Regions from separate parts of the Homo sapiens genome. Here region 1 is linked to region 2. A link is a loop called in an ENCODE intact Hi-C map of the cell type or tissue named here. Cell type or tissue: PC-3. All regions are shown on one strand.

The links. Peaks named below come from ENCODE experiments on the same cell type or tissue, not always from the same donor. Only the 100,000 strongest peaks of a DNase experiment are listed, where the experiment ranks them.
Region 1: it touches region 2 in a loop (4-fold over the local background); 8 of 110 quality-filtered maps call a loop at or near these places.

What each region holds. Positions count from the first base shown.
Region 1 is chr7:12,066,212-12,068,711 of GRCh38, reverse strand. All of the region lies in intron 1 of LOC124901589 (a long non-coding RNA gene), which reads left to right. Among named protein-coding and RNA genes, the nearest start is that of TMEM106B, 140 kb to the left of the region's middle. RefSeq lists an enhancer at 1,555-2,500. In PC-3, a CTCF peak has its summit at 1,046 (motif pointing left); DNase peaks (open chromatin) are centred at 1,031, 1,361 and 1,941; H3K4me3 peaks cover 1,261 bases; H3K27ac peaks cover 1,984 bases.
Region 2 is chr7:12,242,972-12,245,471 of GRCh38, reverse strand. TMEM106B (transmembrane protein 106B) reads right to left here. Exons shown (of 8, transcript NM_001134232.2): 8 at 2,105-2,500. Among named protein-coding and RNA genes, the nearest start is that of TMEM106B, 33 kb to the right of the region's middle. In PC-3, a CTCF peak has its summit at 1,154 (motif pointing right); a DNase peak (open chromatin) is centred at 1,131; H3K27ac peaks cover 350 bases.

The sequences.
Region 1 (2,500 bases), 180 kb after region 2:
ACTGGGTGAATGCTCACGTTCTCAAACTACTATAGCAGCCCTATGAATCATACTCCTTTCTTCTCCTGAAAAGAGGATGTCCAAAATGGACATTAACTCAACCCAAGTGTATAACTGAGGTCCTAAAAATTGATCAATTTGATCTGCCACTCCGTAAGGGTCATCTAGTAATGGCTTAAGCTCCTTTTTTAAACTCTGGAATTCTGAACTGGTTAAGGGAGTATCCATGAAGTCAATGGTTCCTCCTCCTTGTGGCACCTATCTTAAGGGAAGGAGATCAGGGGCTGACTCTTTAGTTGTAGAGGGAAAAGGGAAGTTTCGGATATCCTTTTTATATTGTTCTATTTCACATTGGAGTCCCTTTAGGGAGGGGTCCTTAGGCTGTTAGGGGACAGACTCTTGGGATGATAATTTCCAAGAGTCAGGATTGTAAGGAGGGGGAATAACGTGAGTAGGTGAAGAATCTGGAGCAGGATCTTGGGCAGCAGCAGCTGTCTGAGGAGAGGGCTTGGGGTCACTGAGCAGGGGAAGATGGTCTAGGGGATCCCATATGCTGGAGTCTTTGCGCATGGGAACTAACTTATGTAATTTTTCCTTTTGTGATGTTACATTGGGTTCTTCCCTAGTTGTCTTTAAGGGGAAAAGGACAGGTCTCTGCCTCCAACAAAGAGCATAGTCTAGTTCCTCTTGAGAAACGAGGCTTTTATCATTTACATATTGAATGAAAAGCTGACACATTACATCTTCATTCGACCCAAACTTTGGTCAGAAGATTTGAGGGTTTGAAGATGGGTCTCTGAGTCCAAATAAAACAGCAATATTTTATCATTTGTTGCTTTTTCTTATGTTTAGTCCTCTCATTATTTTTCCAGTATTTTAACATGAGACCTAGGGGACTATGAGGGGGAATCATCTTTGTTGGTATTTTTATCCTTTTTACTCCCTGTCTTGCTTAGGGTATTTCCCATGTTGGGTCCTAGTTAGGCTTAATCCCTCATACTAGAGATTTCTTGCCTATCTTTTAGCCCCACCTGCTGGAGGATCCTTGCACCCTTCTTTTGCTTCATCCACTCTGGCCGCTTCCCTTTTGGGTGTCTAGGCCCCTCTTGGTATTGGCATGCCAGTTTGAACCCCATGGCAGGATCTGTCCTAAGCCGTATGAGGTGACCATGGAACCGCAGATAGGACCCACTCACTCCACACAGCGGTAGTGCGTAGTACCATTCACACAAGCAGCACTGCAAGCAGTAGTGTTTGTGATCATTTAAACACACTTTTAACCTCCAGAATATCTTGACCAGCAAGGAAATACTTCGTCACCCCTGCGACATTGCTTAACTTGGTCTGTGTACAGAGTTACCTGATTGCTGCGGTATGTGAGAATCCTTTCCCCAAGCTATCATCCTGTTTCCTTCTGGGTTGTTGAGAGCCCGAGTTTATTTGTCGCACTGGGTGGTTCCCCATCTCTCACCCTGAGGCCACCACAATGAGGCAATGGGACGCGTCTCCCCACGAGAAGTGAATGGAGACCCATTCCCTGGAGGAGAATGGGAATCCCGGGCAGGCGCCCAAAATTGTTGGAAGTAAATGCTCGGTGCCACAAAGTGAAAATAGCATTCAGACAAAAGTTTTCTCAACAAAACAATTTACTTCTATAGAAGGGTGAGTCTCATGGATAGAGCAATGGAGAGAGCACACCAGACAAGGGAGGGGAAGAGAGTCTTATCCTTAATGCAGTTAGTCCCTACTGCTGTGTCTTTCCTCTATTGACTAGGGTTAGACCGCACAGTCTAAGGTAATTCGGGTTGGCTATTTTAAAGAGAGCAGTGGTACAAGCTGAAATGGCAGGGTGAGTAGTTTTGGTGGGAGGGATGGTTACAAAACAGGTGACTAAGTATGACTAAGGACAGAGCAGGTGACTAAGGACAGAACAGGTGACTATAAGGATGACTAAAGACAGAGCAGATGACTAAGGACAGAGCAGGTGACTAAGGACAGAGAGGGTGATAGAGGTTAGGAGGGGGTTGTTTACTGAAACTAGGGACAAAGAGACGTAAAGAACAAGGAAGTTAAACTTTAAGATGAGGAACAAAGAACAGGGAAGCTGAACATAGTGACATATTGGTTCTTTAAAGAGAAATCTACTGTATCCTACAAGGCCTTAGTGCAGACCAAGTTGCATTACTTCTGTGGTATGGCAAACAGTCCTAAAATAAGCAGATATAAAACAAACAAAATCATACAGCATGTTTTCTATTAGGAATACAAAGGGAAAGCAAACGTAACATGTCTAGTCCTTAGTAAAACCTGGGTGACAAAAGAGAAGAGTGAAAAAGGGCAGCACATCATTGTGGTATATGTTTCTTATATATGTTTCTTAACGTCCTTTCGTTCTTTACGTCTCTTGTCCCTAGTTTCAATAAACAGCCCCCTCCTAATCTCTATCACCTGCTCTGTCCTTAGTCACCTCCTCTGTCTTTACTCATCCTTATAGTCACCT
Region 2 (2,500 bases):
AAGTGGGAGGACTGCTTGAGTCTGGGAGTTTGAGGCTGCAGTAAGCTGTGATTGTGTCACTGTACTCCAATCTAGGTGACAGAGCAAGACCCTGTCTCAAAAATAAAAGTTTAAAAATTGATCTCTAAAACAAACGGATTGAATTACAAAGGGTGAGTTTGTGTTAGTCTTTTCTTTTAAAAAACTTAATCATAAGATCATAAACTTATGAGTAAGCTAAAAATCAAGTGGGCCAAATAATCAGATGATTACATTACCTATGACATGAAATAGAAAATACTGCTCATAAAAAGAATAAACAGAAATGTTTACTGGGCTGCCTTAATGTTTCAACTTTTCAGCCACAAAATAACTTAGACTTTCAAAATAAAGAAAGATATATCTGTTATATTTACACTAGTCTGAGTCCCAGTTAATTCTGGATACAGCCAACTGGACTGGGTAAATGTCTCTTCAACTCAACTGGAATACTCTTAGAATGAACTGTCTAAACATTTAAATAGGTAGTTTGTAAAAAAATTGAAAGTGGCAGGTTGCTGCCAGTATTTTATCTACAGCTCTAGATAAAGTAAATAAAAATGCTTACCACTGAGAGCAGGTGTCCTTGAATACTGTACTGCTAGAATTGAGAAGTGAAAAAAGGATTTGAACAATGCTTCCAGCACCTAAAATCATGCTGCTTTAAAAACGCACCCTATCTAAAGTCATTTTGGCTTTCCCGAAATCAGTATGCCTGTATACTCATAACTGGTATATAAGATGACCATTCAGGCAAGTCAGTTTTATCTTACTATTGTTTGAATTAAGATAAATATTTATGTTTTAAAAATTATATACCTTCAATAAGTCATAAAAGGATAAAAGCAGATCTAAGTTAAAACCCGGATTTGACTTGAAAAATTAAGTAAATAATAGTATAGTCTATTCCAATCAAAGCTTAGGAAATATGTCACAAAGTACTTTCTGTCAGAGTTAATAGGATTAACAAAGAGAGATTATTTTATCACCTCCTTAGAGTACAGGGCTTCCCAACATTTGTCCTCATGCCATTCACAGAAAACATTTGCTCAGCCCATTAGGACAAACCAATGAGGAAGCTCCCAGTCTGAGATGACCAGCCACTCCAGGACTTATGTGGCCACCAGAGGGCTGGCACGCCTGCAACCCATTGTAGTACAATGACTGGAAAGTTCTGCTTAGACTCTTCATGATCTTCCTTACCCTGTATCCCGTTCTCCCAGCCCCTCAAAATGCTATAGTTGTACTGCAGCTCTGTTCTCCATTGTAGTACTGTAACAGATAATGAAAAATAGAAGAGGGTAATGTGTAGGCGAGATAAAGGGGATGAAACAGTGTATTTTTGGCCAGTAAACTGTCTTATTTTGAGTTTGAGACTGTATACTTTCATCATTGTATCCCCTACAATCAAACACAATGCCGTGTGTATAGTTGTTGCTTATAGTTGACTGGATTGAAACTTTGGGTACCCATCACCACACCATTTTGAGTTCTTGCAATTCTAAGTGTCATAATTAGATCTTTAAATATACTTGGAAAAAGATGATAATAATTTCATAAAGGGAGATTGTGGTACTACTTACATAATATTTTGCCTTTAATAAGTCTTATGATGATAAAATCCAGCCTAAGTTAAAACCTAAGTAGTGTGGATCAAAAATAAAACAATGTACCATTTTCCCAACATTGTTAATGAGTTAGTTTTTAGATTGAAAGAGCAAGTCAAAGTTTAAACCCCAAGTTGAACTAACCCTCAGTTTTTAAACTGTAAAAAGGAAAATAGCAACAATAGTACAATAGTACATACCTCGTAAGGCTGTATATATTATAAAAAAAAATGCCTAAAGAATGCTTGTTATAGTGCCTGACACGGAGAAAACTCTTAACATTTTATCTATTACTTAGTACATCAACTTTATTCCATTGAACACATTAGCTCCTGAAATAACTTTTCAGTTTGTTATATCTCTTAACAGGTATTAAGTAAGTTCAAAGACTATAGAGTACTACAGCATTTTTAAAAAATATGTCAATGTATGGCTTTGTGTGAGCTGAACAAATTTTCCCTGATATAAATAGCACAACATGCTTTTCAAATTATCTTTTATTTCCATGAGAATGATACATTTCTTCTTAAAAATTAGTATCAAAATACATACTATTTAAATGAATTAATGTGATCGTTCATACAATCTTCTTCATACATTAAAATGTGAGGTTGACTTATAGTAGTCATATATATTAAGCCTGAACTGACTTTTTAATACAACAGTAATGTAATGGCCTCCTCTTCTTGAATCATGTGACAATGCCACTATTGAAATCACTAGTGGTAAAGTAACAATATTTATATAAATAAAAAACCTTGAAAATATTAAAGCTTTTTTAAAGATTCTGTAAAAATCTAATGATGTTATACGAAGTTCTTTTCAAGAACAAATGTTTGAGTGATAAGTAGTTGAGTCCTGCAGGAATTAATAAC